2 separate regions of the Homo sapiens genome follow, and region 1 is linked to region 2. The links are chromatin loops, found by intact Hi-C in ENCODE. Cell type or tissue: Calu3. All regions are shown on one strand. Each heading gives the region's core, and the rest is flanking DNA. Links, peaks and the distances in the headings are about the cores only.

Region 1 (15,641 bases), core at 4,925-12,924, 120 kb after region 2:
TAGCTTAAAGATTGGTTGATGCTTAGAGTTAGCTCCCTGACAGTGAGTGACAGCTAATGTCAGAAGTTCAGAAGGAGGTACAGAAAGATGACATAAAGGAAAAAATTGAATTATAGTTTAACTTTTACAAAGCAAAAAGTGTCATATTATGTGCAGGATATGTCCAGAAAAGAGAGATGGGTTTATTAAATGTTTTATGTTAAGTCCAATATTTTTATTCTAATAAAGTAAAAATATATTTACTCAATTACTATTCATTTTTTGAGTAGTTCTTCTTTCCCCACACTGGGCCAGCTACTTTAAGGGTGCAAAAGAGAGAAGACATATTATCTGACCTCATGTGGAAAGGAAAAATAATTAGTACACTTAAACGATATTAACAATATAATGGACAGAAATGAATCACTGAAATCTGAAGTAGTATGGAATATTTCATTAATGAATTAATTCAAAACATATTAATGAACACATTGGTTGTGCCCGTTAATGTGGTTTAATTTAATTTTGAACAATATAGTTTTATTTGGCCTTCATGAACATTATATGTTATTTAAACTTTCATATGGAAGATTAACTTTATTTGGGTCTATGTGGATAAGACTTGGATCAGGTAGAGTGGTGAAACAGTGTTGCATTAACAGTTATGGAGAACATCAAATGTGTTCAGTATACTAACAATCACTTTCCACAGATAACATCATTTAATCACAACAATCATCCAAGATAGGCTTTTTAATTAATGAGGAAAATAAAGTTAGCACCAAAAGTATAAGATTATATTGTGATTTGTGATTTTGACTTAATATTTCTACATCTAAACTTGATTTTCCAATTAAAATGTAATAGAATTTTCCACATGGGAGAGTAACATAAGCAAAGACATACAAACTCATTGATGAGTGGTGTTGGGTGGTGATGGGGTGTTCATGGAGAAAGAACGGACACGTTGTTCAGCTTATAGAAAGATAAGCAGTGTTTAGCTTTTGTTCTTGATTGACTTAATTTCAAGGAACACAGATTGACTCAGTCTGTTTTAAGATGAAGATAATATGTTAAAAAGATTTATATAGTCTGGAGATAGCCATGAAAAAGACCATGATAGGCACCTTACTAACTAAATTGTCTAGTTTTCTAAGAACCATTTTTCCTCTGTCTAATGATGAGTTTATTTTGGTTAGCCAAACTGCAGAGTCTTCGTAAATTTAGCTTGAAGAGTCACTGTGGCTATTCTACACCTTTCTGCATCATTAACTTTCAACTGAATCCATTGCTAAGGGGTTAAAAAGTTAGTATCTCCTATTCAGATTACTGGGTGTTTTTCATTAATTCCAGTTATCATTTTATAACAGAATGTATCACAAGCATATTAGTTAGATTGAAATTAGGAGATAAAACTCACACAGTAATTAGAAACAAAATCTTTAAAATAAAGAATTGTTAACTATGGATTGATGTCAGTGAAAATAGTGGAGAAAGAACTGTTGAAACTTTAACCCTACATAGATTAAAAAAAAAACCTTAAGGAGTTGTTGGAGATTTTTTTCAGAATTCTGGAAAATCATAAAAGGGTTGCACCAGGCGGTGTTTATTTTTAAAAGTTCTGTCATATTCTTGAGAATCTAGGTACATGAGTGAATGTGTAGGCCTTTGGATATGTGCATGAAAGACCTGAGAAGACCCTTAGGCTCTCACTTCAGAATGACCTGCCTACTCTGCCCAAGCAGTAAGTGAAAGCTAAGGCAGAGTTGTAAACCATCAGGCTGAGTGTTCAAGGCATGCTCCATATTGATTGCAAGAATTAAGGAAATTTCTGTCTACTTATTATTTAGATGATTCCTAAATAACCATTTAGAGACTTCAATGACCACATATGCCAAAGAATAAATAATTTATAGAATTAGTAGTTTAGAGAAATCAGTAAACAAACAACTACTACAACAAGGAGCAACAACAGTAAACTCTTAAGAGGAGCAGACTTGATTTCCAGAGTTGCCACATTTTAGAATATTTAAAATGTTTTTGTGTGTGTAACAAAATTCCAAATCTAATTACAATAAAAAATACAGGACATGCAAAGAAATTTTTTTAAAAAATGTCCAACGCTCAGGAAAAAAAAAAAAATAGAAACTGTCCCTGATAAGGCTGAGATACAGGACTTATTGTGCTTTAAATCAGCTACATAAAATATATTTAAAAGTTAAATGAAATCATATTCTCAAAACCATGTTCTGAAGCAAAGTAAGAGAACAATGTCTCACCAAATGAATAGTCTCAATAAAGACATAATTTATAAAAATGAATCAAATATAAATTCTGAAGATAAAACTACAATAAATGAAATAAAAATTCACTGGAGGGGATGAAGAGCAGAATTTAAGAGAAAAAAGAATCAGTGACTTTGAAGATTGGTCTATCAGGATGATCTAGTCTGAGAATCTAAAGAAAAAATAAATGAAGAAAAATAAACAGAGCTTCAGGAGCTGTGGGATACCATCAAATGTACCACCTTATGCATAATGGGAGTTCTAGAAAAAAAGAGAGAAAAAGGAACAAAAATAATATTTGAGATATAATAGCCAATGTAGATTAGTATCTTTCTTAAAAATCAGATTTTGAAAGTTTTAAGCTCATTTATAGGACAAATTCAAGGGAACTATACCTAGCCTCGCTACAGTGAAACTACCAAAAAGAGACAGACAATGTTGAAAGCAGCAAGAGAGAAAGAACTAATCTCATTCAAGGTATGATCAATAAGATTAACAGCTGATTACTCACCAGAACAACGCAGGCAGAAAATGGCAGTGGGATACAATATTTACAGTGCTAATAAACCAAAAATTTGTCAACTAAAAATTTCAAATAAAAAAAACCTATTCTTCAAAAATGAAGAAGAAATTAAGATATTCCCAGATTTAAAAAACAACAAACAAAAAACTTGAGATAGTCTATTGCTTGCAGACCTGCTCCGAAAGAAAGCCAAAAGGAGTACATCAAGCTGAAATGAAAGGACACTAGAAAGTAATTTAAATTCACACAAAGAATTAAATGGCACCAGCAAAAATAGCTTCTTAAGTAAATATAAAACAGTATAAATATATTTTTTGTTTTTAAATTTTTTTATCTGATTTAAAAGACACCTACATAAATCAATTATTAATCTTTGTTAATGGGCACGTCATAGAATATAATTTGTGATAACACTCTAAAGGAGAGAGAAAATGGAGCTATAGAGGAGATACATTTTTATGTTATTGCAATTAAGTTGGTATTAACCTGAATTAGATTACTGTAAATTAAGTTGTTAATTATAATCCCTAAGACAACAACTAAAAAACTTAAAAAAAAGTAAATTAAATAAGAATATTAAAGTGTTACAATAGAAAATATCTATCTAACATAAAATAGGACAATAATGGAGGAAGAGGTGACAACAAAAATCCATAATAACTGCAGAAAACAAATAGCAATATAGTAGGTGTAGAGCCTACCTTACAACTAATTACATTATATATATATGGCTTAAATTTCAAATTAAAGGGCAGATATTAGTAGAAGGAATAAAAAGCATGATTCAAATATATGCTCTCTAGATCATGGTACAGTGAGGCCCTCTACATTCCACTTCCAGGCAGATTTCTAGGCAGTCAAAGCTCCTACTCACCTGGATGGCCTGAGCCACCCATCCTTCCTGTGCAGAGGTGTGGTGAAGCAGGGTTCTCTCCACTCTATGCTCAGGAAGATCTCCAGGCATCTGGAGCACCTGTTCACCTGGATAACCAGCTGAATCACCCCACCCTTGCTCTGAATAGATTGTAGTGTAGTAGGGCCCTCTACACTCCACACTTATGCAGATTTCCAGGCATCTGGAGCACACACTTTTCTGGAGTAGGAGGTTAGCGTCCCCACCAACATGCAGAGAGCTTGGGGCCAAGGTGCTCTTCAGCTCCATGCCTAAACACACCTCTGGGGCACTTGGTTGCTACCTACTGTGTCCCCCTCCATTCTGGTGCTTGTACTTGCCATTGGGGGATGTGTAAGCAGGACTGCCTGGTCCAGACCTGCCCATCTTGCCCCACCCTGGGATGAGCAGAAACCTCAAACCACTGTGTACTCCATGGATAAGCCCATTACTTGATGCAACAGAGAGCTTCGTCCAGTAAGCAAGGATCAAGTATATGACCATCCATATTGGCTATAGCTGTCTCTTACCTATAAGTACCATCTACAGGCCTGTAGATCAAACCACACAGCCCAATATAGAACCTGCCAACAGAATTACACGGGGATATAGAAATAAAGTCAAAAAAACCCTACTCAACAATCTCTACAGTAACATCCCCTAGGGAGTGAGGAAAGTGAAAGAAAAAACAATTCTATCTTCATTAATATATGTACAAAATTAGGAATGCCACCATCTCCAGATGAGAATAAATCAGCACGAGAATCTGGCACCATGAAAAATCTGAATGTTGTGATGCCATCTAAGGATTACACTAGCCCTCCAGCAATGACTCCTAGGAATCAGCAGTGACTCCAGTGACTCCTACTTGAGCATGGTATATAATTCCTTCATATGTTGATGAATTCAGTTCACTTGTCTTTTGCTGTGATTTTTGCAACTATATTCTCAAGTATTGAGTTCCAAAATTGAATAAGTAATATAAATCCAAACAACAGAAAAGGCCCTGGACCAAATGGATTAACAGCTTAATTCTACCAGACATACAAAGAAGAGCTATTATCAGTTCTATTAAAACTTTTCTGAAAAAAAATCGAGGAGGACAAACTCCTTTCTAACTTATTCTATGAAGCCAGCATCACCTTAACACCGAAATTTGGCAAAGACAAACAAAGAAAACTACAGGCCAATATCCTTGATGAACATAGACACGAAAATTCTCAACAAAATATTAGCGAACCAAATCCTGCAACACATCAAAAAGTTCATTCACAACAATCAACTAGGCTTTATTTCTGGGATGCGAAGTTGGTTCAACATATGCAAATCAATAAATGTGATTCACCACACAAACAGAATTAAAAACAGAAACCATATGATCATCTCAATAGACACAGAAAAGGCTTTCAGTGAAATCCATCATCTCTTCATGATAAAAACCCTCAACAAATTAGGCTTCAAAGGAACATACTTCAAAATAATAAGAGCGATCTAGGACAAACCCACAGAAAACATCATACTGAATGGGCAAAAGCTAGAAGCATTCCCCTCAAGGACAGGAACAGGACAAGTATGCCCACTCCCACCAGTCCCGTTCAACACAGTACTGGATATCCTAGCAAGGGAAATCAGTCCAGAGAAAGAAATAAAAGTCATCCAAATAGGACAAAAGGAAGTCAAATTATCTCTCTTCACTAACAATATGACGCTTTACTCAGAAAACCCTAGAAACTCCAACAAAAAGATCCTAGAATTGATAAAAATTTTCCGTAAGTTTTTAAGGTACAAAAACCAATGTACAAAAATCCATAGCATTTCTGTATACCAAAAGGATTCAAGCTGAGAGCCAAAACAAGAATGGAATCACATTTTTAATAGCCATGGAAACAAAAACTAAAATATCTAGGAATACAGTTAACCAAGGAGGTGAAAGATCCTACAAGGAGTACTCTAACAATGCTAAAACAAATCAGATGACACAAACAAATGCAAAACCATTTAATGCTCATTGATTGGAAGAATCAATAACATTGAAATGGACATACTTTCCAAAGTAATCGACAGATTTAATGCTATTCCTATCAAACTACCAGTCTCATTTTTCACAGACTTAGAAAAAACCTTTTTTGAGACTCTGTCTCAAAAAACAAAAGACACAAATAGGTTCAAAATAAATAGAAAAAGACAGACCATACAAATAGCATAAAAAGAGTGCTTGAGATAGCTTCAGTAATATCCGATAAAATAGACTTTAAGACAAAAAATGTTACTAAATACAAAGATGGACATTTTATTACAATGAAAAGATCAACTTAAGAAGATATAAAATTTGTAAACATGTTTTTACCTAACAAAGAGTTCTTAAATATATGACAAAAAACGTAAAATTGAAGGGACAATAGACAATTCAGTAACTATAATTGGAAAATTATATATGCTACTTTCAATAATGGCTCAAACAACTAACTACTGAGAATATCAGCAAGAAATCAGAAGACATAAAAAGCACTGTAAACAAACTATATGTAAAACATATCTACAAATGATATTCTCAAAATGGCCGAATATAGAATTTTCTTGAGTTGCATGTGAAACATTCTCTAGAATAGGCCATCAAAAAAGGTTCAATATATCTATAGTAATTGAAACCATACAAAGTAATTATCTGATCGCGATGGATTAAAACTGAAAATAAGAGGAAAATTTAAAAAGCCACAAATATGTTAAATGTAAACAACATACTCCTAAATAACCAATGAGTCAAATAATAAATCACAGAGGAAAGTGGAAAATATTTTGAGACTTATAGAAGTAAAAGCAACCTATGGAAAACTATAGGATGCACCCAAAGCAGTACTCAAGGGAAATTTATAGCTCTAGACACCCAAAGAGAAGGTTTCAAATTAATAACTAACTTTCATTTTAAGAAATTTGAAATACCAAATTAAATTAAGCCCAAAGCGAACCTAAGGAAAGAAGTAACAAAGATTAGCACATAAATGAATTGAAGAGAAGAGCAAAAGACAATAGAGAAAAATCAATGAAATCAGAAGTTGTTTGCAAACAACCAAATCAAATTTTTAGCAAGATTGACCTAGAAAAATTAGACAATTCGCATTACTAAAATCAGGAATAAAAAAGGGACATTACTATTAGCTCTATAAAAATGAAAAGGATTCTAAAACTGCAAACCGCTGTATGCTAACAAATTAGGTAATGTCGATGAAATGGGCAAATTCTTGGAAAGACACAGACTATCAAAACCGAATGAAGAAGAGAGAGAAAAACTCAACAGGTTTATCAAGAGATTGAATTAGTAATAAGAAACTGCCAACAACATCGAAAACCCAGGACTGGATGATTTCACCAGTGAATCCTACCAAACATTTAAAGATCCAACAGAAAATAAAACTACAGATCAATATAACTTGAGAATATATTTGCAAAAATCACAGCAAAAGACAAATGAACTGAATTCATCGGCATATGAAGGAATTATACACCATGATCAAGTGGGATTTTTCCTAGGAATCCCAGATTTTTTCAACATATACAAATTAATTAATTTGACACATCATATTAAGAGAGAGGAGGGGAAGGGCACATGACCTGGCTAATTGAAAAAATGCATTTGACAAAATACAACACCTCTATTTTTTTTTTAGTTAAAAAAACACTTAACAAACTAGAAATTATAGAAACTTCCTCAACCTTGTCAAAAATGTAGAGAAATTGTAATCCTCATACATGGCGTTATGTATAAATGTAAAATGGCACAGCCATGTGGAAATCAGTTTGGTCTTTCCTTTAAATGTTAAACATTGAGTTACCATATAAGCCAGCAATTATACTTCTAGGTATATAACCAAGAGAATTAAAAATACACATTCACACAAAAACTTGTACCTGAATCTTTGTAGTCTTATTTGTAACAGTCAAATAGCAGACACAACTCAAATGTTCATCAACTGATGATAAAACACTATGTGGTATATTCACAGAATAGAATATTACTCAGCCACACACAAAAAGAAAGTACTACCACATGCTAAAACGTGGATGTACCTTGAAAACTATGCTATGTGAAAGGAGGCACAAAAGGCTACCTATTGTCTGAGTTGACTTATATGAAACCTTCAGAATAGGCATAGAGAAAGAAATCCACAGATAAAAAGTAGATTAATGGTTGCAAGGTGTTGGTAGGTGAAACAATGGGGTGTGGCTGCTTAACATGTGTAGGATTTCTTTTTGGACTGTGAAAGTGTTTTGGAATTAGATGTTTGTCATTGTCGCAAAATCTTGTGAATATACTAAAGAACTATTGAATTGTACCCTTTAAGTTGGTCTTGATGAATGTATGTGATTTATATCTGAATACATATTTTTAAAGTATTATTAATTATGACACGTGATTGGATTTGGTAGTAAGAAAAGAAGAGGGAGAATTCTAAAGAGTAAAGAAGTGGCACATATAGAGTAGGCTTTAGCTCTGGGGTTAGATCTGGTGACCAAGGAAGGAACAGAATGTTAAAGCTCTCCCCCATCCCGGGCTCAGATCCAGACCTGTCTGGAGAGGGAACAACTATGGATAAAGGATGGTAGATAAGTTACTGAGATGTTGTAGCAGGACTTTTGTAAATTCTGCTCTTTGGGACATCAAGGAAAATTGCCTACTGGGAGTTTCGGTTTTTATAACTTGCTGTAAGGCCTCCCAACAGTCTCTCAGAGAAGCGTTCATAGGAATGTGCCTCGTCTCCAAGGGTGTCTGGGAAAGAGCTACTGACTGCTGAGCTCTGAAACAGCCACCTGAACTGCAGGAACTTAGCAAGAGGAACAGCTCAGATCCAAGAAGAGAAACCCTTTCTTTTTGTACTGTTTATCTACTGCCCTCTAATGACAGCACTTAACAACGTGACAGTTGACCAAGGATATTTACAGGGTCCATCTCTGTTATTGCAGATCTGGCAATGAAGAATGGACTTGGAAGTGGTAGACAATACAATTGATAACTGGAAGAACAGATAACAGAACAGCATACAGGTTGACTTTCCTTGGAATATGTGAATCCTTGAGCAAGAACTTCCTTAAAAGGGGGTTTGGGCAGACAGACATTGATGTGACTTACTTTATACAGATTTCATGCAGTCAAAAATGAGAACTCTTTTTAAGGCTTTGAGGAAGCACATTCAGTTTGCTTGTACTTTATTGTGCCATTGTATAAAGTGTCCCGTATTCTCAGGAGTTTGTGGGCTAAATATGCTTTATATTCAGTAGCTAGGTAATTTGGAACATTGGCTTCATTCAAGTAGCTTAAGTCATCAGTTGCCCAGCTATTGTTTTCTTAATATAGTTATTATAAACCAATTCATATGTAATTCATAGAATCAAATGTTTTTGATTCTGCTTCCCTTTATTTCACTTACACCTGTTTAATTAAACAGTCTCATTGTGGTTATCTCCTGGGCCCTGCTTCAGGGAGGATCTTCTACATATGCAGTTTTTTACAGAAACATGGTTGGCATTGTACATTAATTATCTTATGCCTAATAATGAAATTAATGACAGTAAATACCATCTAACATTCCTATGGTGTTCAACGTTTGCCAGCCATTTTCATGTACATTACTCCATTAGTAAGACCAGAATGAAAATATAATTTTAATTGTATTAAAAACTTATTTTGAGTTCCTTTTTTGCCACATATTCATTTTTTAAAGTTGTTCAAATAGTTTATTCAATAATTCTCATTTTTATCAGGTGTGGAATAGTTATAATAATACCTGCCTACATATAATACAAGGATAAATAGGATTCTAAAGTGTTTTACAAATATGGGTTACTATGGTTGTCATTATTCCAATAGAGAATATTTTACAAAGTGAAAATGGAAGTATTTCTATGTAAGTCTGATACGGTTAGACTTGGTGTCCCCACCCAAATTTCATCTTGAATTGTCCCCATAATCCCCACGTGTCAAGGGAGAGACCAGGTGGAGCTAAACTGATATGTCCTCCTCCCAGCAATGAATGAGAGATATCTATCCCCACAGCATCAATAATACTTAATATTATCAAAATTTCCAATTGGTCACAATCTGACGGGTGAAAAAATCTATCTTATCTCTTGTTTGTTTTCCCTGATTACTAATAAGTCTGCCTACATTTTTTTTTTTTTTTTTTTTTTTTTGAGACGGAGTCTTGCTCTGTCTCCCAGGCTGGAGTGCAATGGCGCGATCTCAGCTCACTGCAAGCTCCGCCTCCCGGGTTCACGCCATTCTCCTGCCTCAGCCTCCCAAGTACCTGGGACTACAGGCGCCTGCCACCACACCCGGCTAATTTTTTGTATTTTCAGTAGAGACAGGGTTTCATCACCGCGTTAGCCAGGACGGTCTCGATCTCCTGACCTCATAATCCGCCCGCCTCAGACTCCCAAAGTGCTGGGATTACAGGCGTGAGCCACCGCGCCCGGCCAAGTCTGCCTACTTTTCATGTGTTTCTTCTTCTGTAAATTTCCTGTTGATAATGTTTGTTAATTTTCTATGGGAAAAATTTACTTTTTCCTAAAAACTGCAAGGATTCTTATGTCCTATATTACTACACAAGAAAACTCTGACCATAGTAAGCATTGTAATAAGGAAAATTGTATAAGCAGAAGAAGCTGTAGCCATAGAGTTCCAGTCCAATTATTTTGCTTTTAAATTTGAGGAAATTAAGGCTAAAAGAAGGAAGATGGGTTCCTACATGACACAAGATGAGTTGAGGGTCAGTGTCTGGTATAGAAGCTGGATTTCTGAATGCTTGTCCAGCAAATTGTGCAGAAAATTTTGATTCAGAATTAGGTATAAACTTATTTCTAGATTACATTTAGTAGCCTAATATCAAAGCAATGAAAGGATTGCCACACAAAAATTTTAAATTTGCAAAATTACCTGATTTGGAAGGCAGGGCATGTAAAATATTTCCTGACATTAAAATAAACTACAAAAGAGATAAAGATCAAATGACTTTACAGAGTCTGTTTCTAATGGTTCGAAGTACTTAATCAAGTTCCAACCTGATGTCTTATCCATTTAAATGGCCATTTTTTTTCTATTATTTTAAAAGCAGAGAAAGGTAAATTAAAAGAGACTGTAGGGCTATCTAAATTTTCTCATACTTCATAGAGGTTAAAATAACCCTTAACCTAGAAGGATAAAGCACTGAATTAAAAGTAGTTTATACAAAGGACAAATATTCTCTACAGACCCCAATTTCTTTTGAAAGTTGCCGACTTACCTAAAATTTCTTCCTAGCAGCATTGTTTATCTATACTTTAAAATAACTTTCGGTAGAGAATAGAAAGTTGCTTAATATCCTTATCATTAGCTTGTGCCATAAGTTGCACATTGTTTTTGTCTCTTTTATTAAATTTAAAAGTTAGCTTTAAGTTAAGGTAGTTGTAAAACTAAAAGGCAATCAAGTAAATTAATGCATCCCATGATGCATTCATTCTAATGAATCAAGTTCTAATTGTCAAGTTACTATATAGTTTCCATGCAGAATAAATTAGAGAACATATAGCCATCCTCTTAAATCACTTCAAGGACTCACATAGTGTCTTTAGTAGAGATATTTTGACATTTCAGGACCATTATCAATATTGGATAATGATGACAATGAAAACAATAGTGCTTGTTTTTGAGGGTTATCAATGTGCATAACACTTGTGCATGGCACTGAAAACTTACAACAATCAGTAAACTTCATACTGTCTTTAGTACTGTCCTATAGCTGAGAAAGCCAAAACTTAGAATAGAAAATCAACTTGCTCACGGTTGCACAGCAAATAAAGCTAAAAAATAGAAAAGGATTCTCAGTCACTCCTTTGAATTCTGTAACTTATCTGATTCAGTATTTTTAATATCAAATATCAAAATATTTATTTGGTGTTCCCTACTTCACAGATTTCCTCACTCCTCTCCTTTTCCCCAATCTTCCATGACAAAGACACAGTTAGTGAGAATGCATATTAAACAAGTTAAACCCTTTATATTTAACAAACTAATCTCTTCCATAAAGACATACTATAGAAAATAAATGCCTTACCTGATAGTAAATTGAAACGAAATTTTCAAGTATTGATAAAGAGTCATTAGACTGTCATAAAGATATAGTGCACCCTGATGGGATGTTGGTATAAATTGGTAAGATTATATTGAAAAAAAAAAACTACTGAATGATAATTTCCTTGGTAAAGATTGTTTTTAGCTCTAAATAATGGAAAACACTATGGCTTAAACATATAGGAATTTTTTCTCATATAAAAAGTTGAGTTGTGAGTTGTTATTGGAGTTGATTCACACCTCTCTGCAATGGTCTTGGCCTTTTCTTCGTGGTTACAAGTGAATAGGGATGCTCCCATGTTTCTATCCATATTTAAGCAGGAAAAAGGAGAATCAGTTGTTTGTTTGCTTTCCTTCAGAAGGCAAGAAAAGCTTTCTCAAAATCTCTCAGATAAACTTGTTACTTGGACAGCAAGGGAATGTCAAAATTGAGAAGCCCATTGTTCTAACATTGCCAAATACAAAGGACTGCACCAAGACCAACCAGAGTTTTATTAATCAGGAAGAAGTGAGAGGATTAATGTCTTTTAGAAAGTTCTGTTTTTCAGAATGGTGTGCCCATATGACAGCAAAAAAGTGTTATGATTTGTAATACTTAAAGTCAGAAGCAAGATGCATGTTCTAATGTTATAAATAGTGCATTGTTGTAGCATGGTATAGCTGTTGGAGTCAGACACTCTTGAACTGTATCACCTTTGTCAATCTAATCAATCTCTCAGAACCATAGTTTTTATAGAAATAAAAGTATTTGGCTCACAAAATATAGTATGAATCAGGTAGGCAACTATCTATAACATTCCTGCATCTGTAACATGCTTGTGTTAGTTACTGACAGTCTTCAAAATGGAATAAAGTCTCAGAACAATAAATGACTTTTGGTGCCTACCTAAAAGTTACATATGAATATTCCCAGTATTTGGTGACTGTCCTCCCAGAAGGACCCACAGGAACTCATGCTCCTTTATTATTTAGCTTTACTTTCTAGTAGGGCCTTATACTTGTCTTCATCCAGCTGGTAAGAGGAAAAAGATATAAAAAATGTTTCCCTAAAAGTGATACAAGTTTTTTCTTTCACAATAGGTTAGATAGATGGATGCATCTAGATGCAGGAAGACTGGGAAATGTAATCCCTGCTAGATAGCTACCCCAGTAACAAGTCTATATTCAGGAAGAGGGAGTATACATTGTGGTTGCAGATGATAATCTCTTCTACAATGCTCCTTAATCATTAATATTTTTCAACATATCTGCTTTCTAAGAGAACTAGATTCTAATTAAAGCAAGCACTGTGAAGTCAGTAAGGAGTACAGCTTGAGTCATATGGGTAGCTGATGAATGTTTACAGGAAGGAAGCATAATATAGTAGCTTCATGGACTCTGAAGCAAGATTGCCTGCATTCAAATTCTTACTTCACCAATTCCTAGTTGTGTGATTTTGGGTTAGTTACTTAACCTTGCTTTCTTTCTCTATGAAAATGGGAATAGTAAAATGAATTACCTATGCTATACAGGTTATTTTGATGATTAATTATTAATAGAATTAAAGCTTTTAGGACAATATTTATACTGAATACAGTATAAATTCATACAGTATTTATATCATATAGTATTTACATTGAATTTGGTTTGATTTCTGGAATATATATATTTAGATATATACATATCATGAAATATTTAATGAACATCAACAAATGCAAGAGATAATCAGAGGCATGTCAAATAGTATTTGCCTAAATGTGCTTACAAAGACAATGGGGACACTGAAAATCTTCGGATAGGTGGAACTATACTCAGTATATTATGGAATTGTGCCTGCTAGCCTGAAGAGGTCAGGAAAGTCTATGTGGAGCAGGTGATTTGTAATATAATAGTATGCAACAGACAGGCATGGAGAGGTGCTTAGGTGTGAGACCTGGTGCCAATGATGTCTTGAACAGGAAAGGAGTCTGTAGACACAGTTTGAAGATGTCAGTATCTCACTTCAATGCCTCTCTTAAGGAGAAAATATTGTTGGTTAGGATTTGGGTCATATATGGTGGAAGTGATAGATGACAAAGAAGCTTTCCCTAGAGATACTTCCTTTTTCACTACACTCATCCATCAAAGGAAAATAATGATGATGGTGGTGATGGTGTAAGGTTGATAAATTTGTTCTTAGAACAGAAAGAATTCAAGACAACCTGTAATTGAGAACTAGAGACAGGCATAAAGAAGAACTGAGAATCTAGATTTTGAAATCTGAAGTGAGTGCTAAATGAAAATCTTTAAAATATCTTATAATTAATTATTCAAATTTTAGTAACTTCATCATCCACAATGAATATTGAGCAATATAAGTATGTGACATGTAGTAATCACATGAACAAATCTAGCTTTTTTTCTTATTTTCTAACGTTTCACAGAATTCTACTTTTATGTTGGTAAGGAAATTAAGTTCAATATGTTGCCTTCTTCTAAATAATTAGCTATTACACACTAACATGGGACAAGAAGTAACTATAATATTAAAATGGCCCCAGAGTCTGGAGTCAGAAAAATCTGGTTTTGTATCTTGAGTTGACTAAATTACATGTGCTATGGATTTGCAGATGCTATTTAGGAATGCTCTATCCTAAAACTATCAGAAGCACTTTCTAAAAATGTGTTTAATTAAAATGAAAATGTATTAATTAACATAACATGTTCAAATAGAGGATGAAAAGGTAATCCAGAAGCAAAATGTTCCAGATTCTCTTGATTTAATATTTTGCCATCTTCCCAGAGTTTTTATTTTTTTTTGTCTTCAGATTATCTCTCCCTCACCATCATAAAATGCATGCACCATCTCAAGGCTTTCATTCTCACACAGCAATGCAAAAAGCTGGAAAAAAGGCTGCCTTTTCCTTGGTTCCCTTTTAAGAACAAATACAAGTTTCCAAAAATAAAACTAACCCCAGAACACTTTACACAATGTCTCATGGCTAAATTGCATTCCTTGTGCATAGTCACTAGCAAAGGAAATGATACCACGATTGTTGAAGACAGGCTTAGTGTCCCCTGAAACACACAGTTACTGGATAGGTGAACAATTTGGGGGTGCTGTTAACATAGTAAAGGAAGGAGGTGGCTTTCGGGAGACAACATTTGGAGATTGCCAGAAACTTTTTGACCTATAATACTCTCAGCTACAAAAATGTAACTATTATAGGTACTTTAGATGAGACTATGGTGATAAAAATATCTGGAACTTTTTATAATTTTCACTTCTGATAATCCAAGGGAAAAGGAGAAAAAAAAGTCATACTATTTTATACCTCTCACCCAACCTAGACCTGTAAGTACTTTATTCAAAATGCTTTCAAAGGAAAGCCAGTCTCCACATTTTGCTTTACCTCCTAGGGAAAACATGTGCCTTTATTCATCTAAATGTGAGGAACAGGAAAAGGAGAAACATACAACAGGCTTCCTGTCTAAGTTCAAATTCAGTGTGTAAGTGTTTTAGGTTCAGAGAACAACTTGAGTAATACCTGCAAAGTAAGTTCTCTAGGTAAAATACAGCTCCTAGCCAGGAAGCAGGCCATGTGGAAGAAGGCAGCGGAAGCCACTGCTACTACTTCTGTGAGCAATATCACTGGGCTTGAGCAATCTTTCTTTTGAAAAATTTAGATAATGATACTCTTAATTCTAGTGTTTTAAAGTATGCATCTGGAGAGGTGTTTTTCTTTTTTTGCCCTCATTTAACAAACTCTTAATTGTCCTCTCCAGTGGCAGCAGCAGTATATACCAGCTTTTTCTGATGAAAATAGAAACTGTTTAGAAATTCTTCTGGGTAATATTGAGGAATTTATACACATTTTGGATCCTGGCACCTGTTCTGTTCTT
Region 2 (15,641 bases), core at 4,198-12,197:
GTAATAGTGATGGCAATAAATATGAATAGATTACATTCTTGAAATGAGCCAGATTTGGGAAAATATACTGTTGCTTAATGTGATTAAGTCAGGGGATCAGATCACATCTTGAAGGTATATTTATATGTGAGAGAGGCAAGTGGGTTTTCTCTGAAGGACATGTACACCTCCATGATTAATTATCTTGTAGCAGGAAAAAATATAGGGCTAGACTCATGCAGGCGAGAGCTTTTCCCTTTTTCTTCTTTTTTCTTTCCTTTTGAATTGGCATTGGATTGTATTTCCTGTGTATATCATCCATGCTTCTTAACTGCTTTCAAAGCAATCATGTCTTTGTGTTTTTGAATAGAATTTTGAAAATATCTCTAGATTTCTAGTGCTGTCCTTTTGTCTTCAGCTGAGTCAATCTTACCACTTATCCTTTGGATTCATTATTATTCTCTTTTATGGAATACCATTTTTAATCTCCAATAACTTTACTTTTCTTTCATAACAGCCTGCTCTTGTTTTACATATGTTCCTGAGGACACTAATTGTAATTATTTTAAAATGTATGTGTTTTCCTACCTGTATTCTCTTTTTTGAAAGTTAGTTTTGGTCTTGTTTTCATTCCAGTGTCTTTCTTTTATGCTGTTGTCTTAAGCGTTTCATGGAAAATCTTAGTCATCTGTTTGTAGTGCAAGGTTCTTGTAAGAGTGGTATATTTTTCTGGAATATGTTTTTATTCATCACCAGTGAATATTCTCTGCTTCCCTAGCAGAAAATTCAAATTCTGATAGAATTTTGAGCTTATGTGAAAGTACAGGATGGGAACATGTGATCAGCCTGTCTTTCTCTTTGAGTATGGGATAATAATTAGCTTTCTCAATTTGAGACACCCCTTAGCTCCAGGGGATACTTATGTTGGGAATGTCCAATAGCAGATTCACTATTAGTCCCCAAACAATTCTTGTGAGTTTAGCTGGATGGAGAACATCAGAGCCTGCAGCACTGAAAGTAGGAAATTGTTGCACCTGTTCTACCGATTGTTAATCAATTATCTCACTGACCATCCAGTTCTGGCTTCCATCCTCTGCTGCATCTGATTGGGATAATTCCAGGTTTCTGTTTTTAGTGGTCCTGTCTTTTATTATTTTTGTAGCATTTGCCCTTTCCTTTTATCTTTTTCTCCAGCTTCATTGAAGTATGATTGACAAATAAAAATTGTATACATTTAAGTTGTACAATGTGATTATTAGATATACATAATGTAAATATACATTGTGAAGTGTTCATCGCAAGCTAGTTATCATATCCATCATCTCACATAGTTACCCTTTGTGTGTGATGAGAACAGTCAAGGGCTATTCTCTTAGCAAATGCCAAGTATACAATATATTATTAACTATAGTCATTAAGCCTCCAGAATTTACTGGTCTTACAACTGAAAGTCTGTATCCTTTGACCAACAACTTCCCATTTCCCCCACTCATGTAGCCCTGATAACCACCATTCTACTCTATTTTTACAAGTTCACCTTTTTTAGATTCCACATATAAGTGCGGGCATACCTTGGAGATATTGTGGGTTCACTTCCAGACCACTGCAACAAAGCAAATATCACAATAAAGTGAGTTACACAAGTGTTTTAGTTTTCCCTTGCATGTAGAAGCTATATTTACACTATATTTTAGTTTATTAAGTTTGCAATAGCATTATGTCTAAAAAATGTGCATACCTTAATTTAAAAAACTTTATTGCTACAAAACGCTAATGAGCACCAGTGCCTTCAGTGAGTCATAATCTTTTTGCTGGTGGAGGGTGTTGCTTCAGTGTTGATGGCTGCTGATTGATCAGGGTGGTAGTTGCTGAGCTTTGGGGTGGCTGTGGTAAAATAAGGCAACTTAAAGTTTATTACCTCAATTGACTATTCCTTTTAAGAAATACTTATCTGTAGCCTGTAAAACTGTTTGATACCATTTCAAACAGTAGAACCTCTTTCAAAAATGGAGTCAATCCTCTCAAACTGCTGATTACCAATTAATTTTATGTAATATTCTAAGCCCATTATTGTCAACAATTTTCACAGCATCTTCTCCACGAGTAGTTTCCATCTCAAGAAACCACTTTCTTTTCTCATCCATAAGAAGTAACTCATCATCCATTAAAGTTTTATCATGAGATTGCATCAATTCTGTCATATCTTCAGTCTCTACTTCTAATTTAGGTCTAATTATAATTCTACTGCAGATGTGGTAGAAACAGAATGATAATGGGTTATTAACTAACTCATTAATAAGGGTTAGAATAACTTCTTCCAAACTCCTGTTAATGTTGCTATTTTGACCTCCCATGAATCACAAATGTTTTTAATGTAATTTAGCGTGGTGATTCCTTTTCAGAAGGTTTTCAATTTCCTCTCGCAGATCCATCAGAGGAATCACTACCTATGGCAGCTATAACCTTAATAAATGTTTTTCTGAAATAACACAACTTGAAAGTCAACATTACTCCTTGATCCATGAGCTACAGCAGAATGGATATTGAGTTAACACATATGAAAATAACATTAATCTTCATCAGAGCTATGGGGCGACTAGGTGCAATGTCAATGAGCAGTAATGTTCTGAGCAATATGCCTCAGCAGTGGGCTTAAAATATTCAGTAAACCATGCTATATACAAATGTTCTGTCATCCAGACTTTGTTGTTCCTTTTATAGAGCACATGCAGAGTAGATTTAGCATCATCCTTAAGGGCCCTGGAATTTTCAGAATGGTCAGTGTGCATTGGCTTCCATTTAAAGTCACCAGCTGCATCAGCCCCCAGCATGGCCTGACCTTTGAAGATTTGAAGCCAGGCATTGACTGCTCTTCTCTAGCTGAGTCCTAGATGGTATCTTCTTCCAATAGAAGGCTGTTTTATCTACATTGAAAATATGTTGTTTCTTTCATCAGTGATCTTAGGTAGATATTTCAGATAACTTGCTGCAGCTTCAACATTAGTACTTGCTGCTTCACCTTGCACTTTTATGTTGTAGAGATAGCTATTTTCCATAAATCTCATGAACCAACCTCTGCTAGCTTGAAACTTTTCTTCCACTGCTTCCTCACCTCTCTCAGGCTTCATAGAATTGAAGAGAGTTAGGGCCTTGCTCTCAATTAGGCTTTGGCTTAATACAGTGTTATGAATGGTTTGGTTTTCTATCCAGACCATTAAAACTTTCTCCAATATTATCAATAAGGTTGTTTTATATTCGTATTACTTATATGTTCACTGGAGTTTCTGTTAATTTCCTTTGAAAAATTTTTTTTTTTTTTACATTCACCACTTGGATGATTGTTACTCAGAAGAGGCCTAGCTTTTGGCCTATCTCAGCTTTTGACATGCCTTTCTCACTAAGCTTAATCATTTCTAGTTTTCTATTTAAAGGAAGGAACATACAACTCTTCCTTTAACTTGAATCACTCAGAGACCATTGTACGGCTATTAATTGGCCTAATTTCAATATTATTATGACTCAGGGAGGGAGGCCCAAGAACAGAGGGAGAGATGGAGGAACTGTTGGTCTGTGGAGAAGTCAGAACACACACAAGATGTATCAGCTACGTGCAGTGTGTTATATGGGCACTGTTAGTAGCTTCTCCAAAGAGTTACAATAGTAAAACCAAAGATCAGTGATCACAATCACTGTAACAGATATTATAATAATAATGAAAAAGTTTGACATATTGTGAGAATTACCAAAATGTGACACAGAGACGTGAAGTGAGCACATGCTGTTGGAAAATGGCACCCATAGACTTGTTCCATGTAGAGTTGCCACAAACTTTCAACTTGTAAAAAATTCAATATTTGTGAAGCACAATTGTGTGGAAAAACACAAACTGATTTTCCTCTGCTGTCGTACCACATCAATCAACACTGAAGATTTCTGTGACCCAGTGTGTAGGTTTTTTTCCTTATGCACCAAGCAATCAATTCTGCGGTAGACACCCGCTGAGTGTCCTGTAATTCAATTCAGTTCTGACACTACCTGGAGATAGTGTCTGATCCCACAACTTGAGCACTCCATCCCCAAGCCTGATCCCTACTCCCGATACCAATTGCAAGCCCCAGGTTGTTTGACCTGTGCTTCTGGCTGTCTATAAATTAGGGATCCCACAGCTCACTCCTTGGGTTTAATTTGTGAGAGTGACTCAGAGAACTCGGGGAAACATGCTTACCAATTTATTGTAAAGATACTACAAAGGATACAGAAGAAGGGATGCACAGGCATGTGGGAAGAGGTTCCCTCCAGGAACTGCAGATGTTCAGCTACCCAGAAGCTCTTCCGTATTTCATCCTCTTCAGCCTTTCCTGGAAACTTCATTGTATAGGCATGAAGCATGGCCAACTGTGTAGACATGTGACAAAACAAAAAGGGTATGATCTAATACTAATAGACTGAGTGGAGAAACCCATCAAAATCTGTCTATCCATATTTTTCTTGTCCTCTCTCTGCAGCATTGTTCCTCCAGGGTACAGGGCACGACTTCTTAAATTAGAGTCTTATGACCTACAAATCAGACTAGGTAGGTCAGAGAATTTCTTTATGGCCAGCTCCAAGAAAAAAAAGGTAGGGGAAGATGTCTGCTTTGGGGAGAAAAAGGAGCAAATGAAAGAAGGATAGGAGAAGGTCAGATAGAGAGAGAAAGAGAAAGAGAGAGATTGTATTTTCTGAGACCTTCTGAAACCTTAAGGGTCCCAACATTTTAACAAGAACTAAAGGAGTTATGGAGTTATGAGCCAGGAACTGTAGACAAGTATCAGAGCAATAAAGAGAAGTACACATAAAACAATGTCTGTCTGTGATATTATGTAGTATTTGTCTTTCTGTGTCTGACCTTTTTCACTTAGCATAATTGTCCTCTGTCCTCCATCATTTTATGTTGAGGATTATCATCTCTGTTGGAGTCAACCGTTGATAAAATTCCCCTCCCTTCATATTATCATGAAGTTCTAAACATTTCTCTTCTACTCATGGCATTGTTCTTTGTTATCCTATAGATTTATACTGTATATCTTCTATTATGTTAGTGTGATTGGGGAAAGATGAAAGATGAACATATATGATCATTTCGTCTTCCATTTTCACCATAGCATTCGGATATTTGTGGCATTCCATCAAATGTTAGTTTTTCAACTTCAAAATACTTATATCCTTTTCTCTCACAATTATATAGGAGGCAGTAAATGACACCTATGCCAGTATTATTTTTTAATCTTTGAAAAGAGTCATATTGATTTAACTATTGGACAAATACTGCTTGGGCTATGCTTACTTGTTTACTACTGAATTAACATAGGGTTGAAGGTGATTGACAGATATATTTCTGATTCTGAAGTCATATTTACTCAAATGATACCAACCTGAATTGCTTTCGAGATGCTCTTCTCATTAGGTTTCCTGAGATTGACTGTTGACATGAGGTCTAAAATTCTCTCAAGGTTTCTTCTCTTTTATTAAAGGTGAAGTTGGTAAATCGGGCATTTAAGAATAGCACATCAGGCTTCCACATTTTCCTAATTTTTTATTTTGTTTTAACCAATTTTAATAATTGGACATCATACTAGTGTGCTTTTATTCATGTAATTGCAATTTTCTCTATACTGATGAGAAAACTACTGGTTCTAGAAACTAAATATTTTTTCCTAATTCAACGGGGTAAATAATTAGCAAATCCAGAATTCAAAATCCAAATTTCTTGTTTCCTTTCCTATGTTATGCTGTGCTAAACAGGGTTTTTTTTTTTTTTTTCTTTTTCCCAAAGTGATTTGGTCAGCTACTAGCATCACTTCTGAGAATGTTTTTCTGGTCTGTGAGTTTCTAGGCCAAGTAGAGAATTCAATCTTTGATATTTAGAGATATATGCCTCATTGTAACATGGTAAGGACTGTGGATATATTCTTCCAAACATTAACTTTGTAAATTTCTGAATTGACCAGTAAATATAGCACACAACATGGTACCTCCTATAATAAAATCAACTATAAGAGTGGAGAGGGAAATAATTATCTACCATGTGAACTGATGACTTGCAGTCATAAATGTGAAAAATAGCTACAGATAGTTTCTGAAAATTTGATTGAAAATAAATTTCTGTGTGTACAGGTATGTGTGTGCATGATTTCAATGTAGGACAAATTCGTATGGTTGAATTATAACACTTGGGAATCCTGAGTTTGTGTTGCTTTTACATTGCCTGGCTTATATCACTGTGTTTCAACTTCCTATTGAATAGTAAAATGTTTATTGCAATATGCCATAGTAAAAACTTATTTACATTCTTAACATATGAGTTTACTTCACATTGTGACAGGAGAAAGAGAAGACATAAAGATGTATTATTTACCCATGCCACTGTTAACCAGAAAGCAAAATAAATGAAGAGGTGAAAAAAAAATCTCACGGAGTACAAGTAGATCATCTGATCTTTTTACTTAAGTAAAAATGATGGGTACCTGTTTCATAAATATGATTAAAATGGTTATATGGTAAAGTATGCATGACTATCCCTTCCAAGTAAGCATATGGATATCAAACAAAAAAGGGTCATTATAGGTAAATGAATTATCTGTAGTCAAACATATTATCTTCTCCCTGTTTCGTACATTGTCATAGCAACGATTGACTTCATATGGCCTGACTCAGCTACTCAGCAACCAAAGAGAAAAAAAATGTTCTGTTTCCTGTAATCTGCTGCTAGAGGTGATACCTTTAGATGGTGCAGTAATAAGAGATGATGCTTAAACCTACCGGATTTTCTTTCGTGATTGCAGCAAAATTAATAATTATCTACTGGATACAGGGCAGTTGTCATTTTGAGTTTTGGGTGGTAATATCTATAGGTGAGGAACAGAAGTGTTTCAAGAATGTTCAGTGATTATTGGTAAAAATGGAGACAGGACAACCTTTCAATAGTTATTTGTCCAAACATTTTTTGTGTGTATCTTAGAAATGAGCAAAGACTTACATAATATGAGATTTCTGAACAAATATTTTACGAATGCCTAAAACTCAATTCCACTTTTCTGTATCCTTCTATTTTACAACATTCTTCAGTCTTTCCTTATACTGAGCTAGTTATTTTTATGTGAAACGAATTTATAAATTTTTTTTTTGCTAAAATAAGAAGGGAAAAAAGTGCATTTATTTCCAACTGAGAGTGTTGAGGATCTGGTGTTGGTGTTCTCCTAAATATCATAGTAATGGAATAGCAAACATTTGCTGGCCATAGATTTATATACTTTTCTATGTGGACTGTGTGGAAGAGATATAATTTATGTTGCATAAAATCACAAGTAAGATTTTATTTTTGTATGGGCTTGTGCAGACTGAAAAAGAACAACAAATAAGCCGTTAAAGAATTAACTTAAAATGTCACTCAGTTCTAATTTCAGTTTCAGTTTTAGTTTCTAATTCTGAATAAAATGGGTTTAGATGTCTGGTTTTTCAAGTGAATTTTACTAAGTAGACCACACGGCCATTATCAGCAGAGCCTGAAGGTGGTCCCTTACCTAGGAAAAGATAAGGAAAAGCCATCTTTTTTGTTTTGTTTTGTTTTTTAATTTCTCATTTCACTATTATAGCTATATTTCTCATTTTATCTAGAAAATAACCACTTATGAATATGAATATCTTTTTCTGTAGGGAATACAACTGAGTAGAAACAGAAATCTGAGAGTAACATATGGATCACATCTATGTGATGTGTGCACCACTGGTAACTTGTCCTCTGCCCATGGTCGTCCTAATATGTATACAGAGGTACTGTACCTCTAAGTCCAGGTTTCACCTAACAATTTAACAGAGCAGTACTGGGAGCCACTTCTGAGATTTTCCTACAAAACCATTATATTTTATTTTCATTTAATTTAATTTAATAGAAAATAGCTAGGAAGGGGAGTTAAACACTTTAAAAATCTGAAATGTGGTCAACCCTTCCCTTCCCTCCACGCTACTGTCTTGATTATATTTTCAGTCTTTCACCTCATTCAGGTGATTTCATTTATCATTTAAAGATTATCTTAAAGACAAAGATTTAGCCACTTCACTGTTTTCTGTTTCAGTTGTGTCATCTCTCAGTTCTGCATTTCAAGAATACTGAATCAGATTTGTAGAACATCAAATGCTTGGAGCTCTTTGGAAAAATGACCCTATGTTAATACAAAGTGTTGCTTTGTATTAACTTTCAAAAAATGACTCAGTCCCTATGAGTCATAGTTTCTCCTCTATAAATTTGAAATGTTGGAAGTCACAGTATTGATCTTGGCTTAAGTACTGGTCCTGAATTTATCAAACTCGTTGTAAAATGAGTTAAAAGTGAGGCTGAGCGCAGGGCCAAAACAAGGCTGAGACAAAACATTCTTCCTTTAACTTGTCTGTGTTTCCCAGAGAATGTGTTCTCATTATTTTGTCTGCTGTTTTGTACCTTTGGACATTCCACCAATGATGAAATTCAGACAGGTAATTGCAACATTCCTCATATCATCTTCTAAAGATTAAATGTCTCCTCGCTTGTGTTTTTTTCATTTTATTTGGCATTATATTTTATTGCATTTAGATAATCAGCAGAACTTGGTGCCTGTCTCTTTATTTATGAAATGGGGAAAGAGTATCTCCTTTATGTTGCTATTGTTGTGTTAAATATAATAGCATATATTTAAAACGTGGAAAGGCATGAATGGTGAATAGTCAATAAGTGCTAGTTTCCTCCCTGTTCTCCAGCCCCTAGATATGGGAAATATTTCTTTGCAGTAAGTTGATCTGTGCTTACTGCATTAGTTAACAATTGTTATGTTACAAAGCATTCCAAACTCCTTAAATAATCAACATTTTAAACATTTCTCGTGAAGATAGAGCCATGTTGCTCTGCTAATCTTGGCTAGGTTTGGCTCATCTCACAGAGGCCTGATCATGTCATGAATAATTATCCAGCTAAGGGAGACTAGGCTTAGAGTGGTTTTTAATACCTCCTATCCCTTCAGCAGCCCAATCCCTTCAGTGGGGTATCTAAGAGCAAACAGTCTCAACTGTGGAAGATGACAAGGAAAAATGAGCATATACTTTTCAAGGTTGGATATTGCTAATATCTCAGTGGTTAAAGTAAGTCACATGACTGAACCCAAAATCAGAGCATGGAGGGACTGTATAATTTCAGGAAAAAAAGCATGGATAATTAGGACCATTGGTACAATCGACTTATTACCTCTACAAAGTTTCTTGCAGACCCTTGTAATTAGTCAAGGTTTAGTCAGAGAAGCAGAATACCCACAGATCGTCAAGTGGTATTGAATGATTTACTTTAAGAGTTAAACCTTATGCAATTGCGGGACTGACCTATTAGAGCAGGCTGTGTACCCTCTGTCTTGTGTTGATTCTGAAGCTGTTTTGGTCATCCAGAGTGCTACTCTAAAGAAAACCAGGATGTGTAAAGTCAATAACTAGAGCTCATGACAACAACTGGGACCTATGTCTGTCTCTCACCATCTCTAACCTTGGTGCAGTGACTGGTTACCTGGAGGGAAAGGTTATGTCCTTCACTGTAAGTTACACATATCCTTAACCCAATAATAAAATAAACTGAAGGGGAGGATTTAGGTGGGAGCTTCAGGAAATACTGCCCTAGTTCATTGCTGAGCTGCTACACTGCCTGATGCTCTGTATCAAGCTTTAAAGTATAAAAATGTATGACTATTTCTTCACTTCTGTCTTCTAAATTGCATGCAAATGTCTCCTGTGGCGAAAACGAATCTAGAGCTGTACAGGGAGGAGAATTCTGAGAAATGTGTTTTAAGCTTGGTCTCCTCTGCTGTTTTGTTAAAATCTCTTTTTGTCTCATATCACTTTATACTGATTATGCTGAACTGGTGTTTTTAAAGGGTCTCACATTCAACTTCTCTCCCTAAAAGAGTTAAGATTCCTAGCTATTCAACTCAGTATGGCAGAAGGGATGTAAAAAAAAAATCCAGCATCTCAATATTTGGCATTTTTTAGCTAATTTCCCATCTCATAATTTGTGATAAAATACCTCTGTGATCTCCACTTTGCTTCTACATAAGAAAAAGTTTATATCATGCTTTGCCATCCTCCATAATAAAAGATGCTTTCATAAATGCAAAGAGAATGAAAATTTAATTTGTAAAATAATGACTGTAACTGTAAGTAACCAAGGGGACAGATAAACCAACCAAGTATATTAGGAATCTGTTATCATTTAAGAGAGGAAATTACTGCAATGCCTGAATAATTGTTAGTGAATTAATACAAAATTTTAGTGAACCTCAATTGACTTCAGTGTAAAGTCCCACAATTGGATATGTAGAGCTAATTATCAAAGGGGAAATCATAGACTTTCTACCTTAAAGCAACCAATTATCTAATGGTATTTATTACTGTTTCTTTGTTTCTTATTAAATATTTTACTATAGAAATAACCATGACTAGCCAGTTCAGAAAAAAAGATCAGACCTCTATATGTGTGTGTGTGTGTGTGTGTGTGTGTGTGTGTGTGTGTATATATTTGTATGATCTCTATCTATACTGCAATGAAAATTTTTGGCTTGAGAAAGAGAAATTCCTACTGTTAATTGGTACAGGGAAATCAAAATCATGATATGAGCAAATAATACGGAGAAAAAAGTGCAAATAGAATTGTTAATGAAGGTGAGATTTAAGAAAAGTTAATTTTAAAGGTAATATCTTATTTATGGATAGTTGCTATAGGGGTAGTACAGAAAGAAAGAACTTGATTTCTTCTTATTTCTTTTCATCACGATACGTGCTACATGATGATATAGCAGGATAGAATATGGATGGCTATTTTGTTGCTGTTTATCATTTCCAATTGTGGTAAAAACTCATTAAATTTAGTTAACTACCTTGACCATTTTTAAGTGTGTAATTCAGTGGTGTTAACTGTATTCACTGTGTCGTACAATAGATGTCTAGACTTTTTTATCTTGCAAAACTGAAAGTCTAAATGTCTTGAACACTTCCCCATTTCCCCCTCCCTTCAGCCTCTAGCAACTATCTTTCTTTCATTTTCTATGACTTTAACTACTTTAGATAGTTCATATGAGTAGAATCAAACAGTATTTGTCTTTTTCTGATGGCTTATTTCACCTAGCATAATGTCCTCTAGATTCATCCATGTTGTAGCATGTAATAGAATTTCCCATTTCTAAGGCTGAATAATATTCAGTGGGATATATACCACACTTTCTTTATCTATTCATCCATTGATGAATGTTTGAGTTGCTTCCACTTCTTGGCTATTGTAAATAATGCTGAAATGACCATGGATGTGCACGTATCGCTTTGAGATCCTGCTTTTATTTTTTTGGATATATAACAAGAAGTGGGATTGATGAGTCATTTGGTAATTCTATTTCTAACAATTTTTAAGGAAAACTTCATAGTATTTTCTATGTGGCTTAATTATTTTACATTTTCACCAACAGTGCACAAATGTTCTAATTTTTCCACATTCTGACCATCATTTGGTATTTTCTGGGGTTTCCATTACTGATGTTTGTTTTGTTTTGTCTTTATGATAGTGAGCGTCCTAATGGTGTGAAGTGATATCTCACTGTGGTTTTGATTTGCATTTCTCTAATGATTAATGATGTTGAGCATCTTTTCATTTGCTTGTTTGGCCATTTGTGTACCCTTTTTGGAGAAATGTCTATTGAAGTCCTTTTTCTATTTTTAAAAATCAGGTCATTTGTTTTGTTGCTGTTGTTGTAGATTTGTAGAAATTCTTAGATATTCTAAATATAGCCCCCTTGTTATGGTTTGGCTGTGTCCCCACCTAAATCTCATCTTGAATTATAACTCCTACAATTCCCACATGTCCTGGGAGGCACCCAGGGGGAGGTAATTTAATTATGGGGGTAGGTCTTCCCTGCTCTGTTCTCATAATAGTGAATGAGTCTCATGAGATCTGATGGTTTTAAAAATGGGAGTTTCCCTGCACAAGCTCTCTTTTTTCTAGCTGCCATCCATGTAAGACACAATTTGCTCCTCCTTGCCTTCTGCTGTGATTGTGAGGCTTCCCCAGCCATGTGGAATTGTAAGGCCGTTAAACACTTTTTCCTGTATAAATTACCTAGTCTCGGGTATGTCTTTATCAGCAGCATGAAAATAAACTAATACAGTAAATTGGTACCAGGAGTGGAGTATTGCTGAAAAGATACCCCAAAATGTGGAAGTGACTTTGGAACTGGGCAACAGGCAGAGGCTGGAACAGTTTTCAGGGCTCAGAAGAAGATAGGAAAATGTGGGAATGTTTACAACTTCCTAGAGACTTGTTGAATGGCTTCAGCAAGAATGCTGATGATGTGAACAATAAAGTCCAGGCTGAGGTGGTCTCATATGGAGATGAGGAACTTGGGAACTGGAGCAGAGGTGACCCTTGTGTTTTAGCAAAGAGACTGGCGGCATTTTTCCCCTGCCCTAGAGATTTGTGGAACTTTGGACTTGAGAGAGATGATTTAGGGTATCCGGCAGAAGAAATTTCTAAGCAGGAAAGCATTCAAGAGGTGACTTGAGTGCTGTTAAAAGCATTCAGTTTTATAAGGGAAGCAGAGCATGAAAGTTCTGAAAATTTCCAGCCTGACAATGCAATAGAAAAGAAAAACCCATTTTCTGAGGAGAAATTCAAGCTGGCTGCAGAAATTTGCATAACTAATGAGGAGCTGAATGTTAATCCCCAAGACAATGGGGAAAATGTCTCCAGGATATGTCAGAGATCTACATGGCAGCCCCTGTCATCGCAAGCTGACGTAGGAGAAAAAAATGGTTTTGTGGGCCAGGCCCAGGGTCCCCTTGCTGTATGCAGTCTAGGGCCCTGGTGCCCTGTTTCCCAGCTGCTCCTGCCATGACTAAGAGGGGCAAAGGTACAGCTTGGGCTATGGCTTCAGATGGTTCAAGCCTCAAGCCATGGCAGCTTCCATATGGTGTTGAGCCTGTGGGTTCACAAAGGTCAAAAATTGAAGTTTTGGAACCTCTACTTAAATTTCAGAGGATGTATGGAAATGCCTGGATGTCCAGGCAGAAGTTTGCTGCAGGGGAGGAAGTCTCATGGAGAACCTCTGCTATGGTGGCGTGGAAGGGAAAAGTGGGGTTGGAGCCCGCACACAGAGTCCCTACTGGGGAACTGCCTAGTGGAGCTGTGAGAAGAGGCCCACCAGCCTCCAGACCTTAGAATGGAATATCCACCAACAGCTTGCACTGTGTGTCTAGAAAAGGCAGAGACACTCAACGCCAGCCCATGAAAGCAGCTAGGAGGGAGGCTGTACCCTGCAGAGCCACAGGGGTGAAGCTGCCTAAGACCATGGGGATCCACCTCTTGTATCAGTGTGACCTGGAAGTGTGACATGAAGTCAAAGGAGATCATTTTGGAACTTTAAGATTTGACTGCCCTGATCAGTTTTGGACTTGCGTGGTGCCTGTAGCCCCTTTGTTTTGGCCAATTACTCCCATTTGAAATGGCTATATTTACCTAATGCCTGTACCCCCATTTTATCTAGGAAGTAATTAAATTGCTTTTTATTTTTCAGGCTGATAAGTGGAAAGGACTTGCCTTATCTCCGATGACACACGGGACTGTGGGCTTTTGAGTTAATGGTGAAATGAGTTAAGACTTTGGGGGACTTTTGGGAAGGCATGATTGGTTTTGAAATGTGAGGACATGAGATTTGGGAGGGGTCAGGGGCAGAATGATATGGTTTGGCTGTATCTGCACCCAATCACATCTTTAATTGTAACTCCCACAATTCCCATGTGTCATGGGTGGAACCTGATGGGAGGTGATTTAATTGTGGGGGCAGGTCTTTCCTGCACTGTTCTCATGATAATAAGTGAGTCTCAGAAGATTTGATGGTTTTTAAAATGGGAGTTTCCCTGCACAAGCTCTCTTTTTCCCTGCGGCCATTCATGTAAGACATGACTTGCTCCTCCTTGCCTTCCACCATGCTTGTGAGGCTTCCCCAGCCACATGGAGCTGTAAGTCCCTTAAACTCTTTTTCCCGTATAAATTACCAAGTCTCGGGTATGTTTGTATCAGCACTGTGAAAATGGACTAATACACCCCTTATCAGCTATCTGATTTTCAAATATTTTCTCCAATTCTGTTGGTTGCATTTCACTGTTTATTTTTTCCTTTGATGTACAGAAGATTTTAAGTTTTATGTAGTTCCACTTATCTAACCTTGCTTTTGTTGCCAATGCTTTTGGTGTTATGTACAAGAAATCATTGCCAAATCCAAAATCACAAACCTTCTTCTCTATGTTTATTTCTAGATTTTTATAGTTTAAAATTTGACATTTACATTTTTCTTTAATTCATTTTGAATTTTTGCATATGGTATAAAATAAGGGTCCAACCTCATTCTTTTGCATATGAATATCTAGTTTTCCCAATACCATTTTTTGAAGAGGCATTCCCTCTTGTGTGGTGTTGGCATGCTTGTTAAAGATTATTTTACCATATATGTGAGGGTTTATTTCCAGGCTCTCTCTGCATTCCATGGGTCTATATGTCTGTCTTTATGCCAGTACCACCACACTGTTTTGATTAGGCAATATTGTTATAAGTTAAGTGTCATTGAGATTTTAATAGAGACTACATTGAATCTGTAGATTGCTTTGGGTACATTTAATAATGAGTCTTTCAGTCCATGAAAATCAGGTGTCTTTGGATTTATTTGTATCTTTAATTTCTTTTAGTAATATTCTGTAGTTTTCATTGTACAAGTCTTTGCCTCTTTGGTCAAGTTTATGCTTAAGAATTTTATTTTTTGATGATATTATAAATGAAATTGCTTTCTTAATTTTCTTTTGGCGTTGTTTATTGTTAGCATGTATAGAAACACAACTATTTTGTGTGTGATAATTTTGTATCCTGTAAATTTGCTGAGTTTGTTTATTAGTTCTAACAATTTTCTGTGGACTCTTTAGTGTTTCCTACCTGTAAGATCATGTCATCCAGAAGCAGGGATAACTTTGTTTCCTCTTTTACAATTTGGTACCTTTTATTTATTTTTCTTGACCAGTTGCTCTGGCAAGAGCCATCAGTACTGGTTTATATAAGTGGTGACAGTAAAAACCATTGACTTTTTCCTAATTTTAGAGGAACATGGCTCTAAATTGAACACATTCCTAAGTTAAACACATTCCTTTCTCAAGAATGGTCAACATGACTATGTGTTTAATTTAGGCAACAGGTGGCGGGTGTGTTCATTGTCTGTTATATGCTCTCATACAATGTTCTGGGATCTCTATTTCACTGTTTTGGCTGTGACCTTTAGTTGTTTTTCTTCTTTTCAACACCTCTGTCCGATGTACCTTCTTATTCCAGGGTTTTTGAGACATTAAATTTATTCCCAGTGATTTACTTTTTTCTGGCTTCCCATAGCCCATGAACACCCATGTAACAGTATTCTGTCTTAAGCACTATTATTTTATTATGTTTGTATTTTTTTAACCCTTATTTTAGGTTCAGGGGTACCTGTGCAGGTTTGATATATAGGTAAATTACATGTCACAGGGGTTTGTTGTACAGATTATTTTGTTACCCAAGTAATAAGCATAGTACTTGATAGGTAGTTGTTTGATTT

What was found. A loop is a pair of places that touch in the nucleus more often than their neighbours do. Peaks named below come from ENCODE experiments on the same cell type or tissue, not always from the same donor. Only the 100,000 strongest peaks of a DNase experiment are listed, where the experiment ranks them.
Region 1: it touches region 2 in a loop (8-fold over the local background); 2 of 110 quality-filtered maps call a loop at or near these places.

What each region holds. Positions count from the first base shown.
Region 1 is chr2:52,803,555-52,819,195 of GRCh38, reverse strand. It overlaps LOC105369165 (a long non-coding RNA gene), which reads left to right. Exons shown (of 7, transcript NR_187748.1): 4 at 8,639-8,719. Among named protein-coding and RNA genes, the nearest start is that of MIR4431, 110 kb to the right of the region's middle. In Calu3, for the core only: a CTCF peak has its summit at 8,500; no DNase peak of the experiment used is centred there.
Region 2 is chr2:52,927,251-52,942,891 of GRCh38, reverse strand. The region is part of intron 1 of LOC105369165 (a long non-coding RNA gene); the gene reads left to right. Among named protein-coding and RNA genes, the nearest start is that of MIR4431, 230 kb to the right of the region's middle. In Calu3, for the core only: no CTCF peak of the experiment used is centred there; a DNase peak (open chromatin) is centred at 8,361.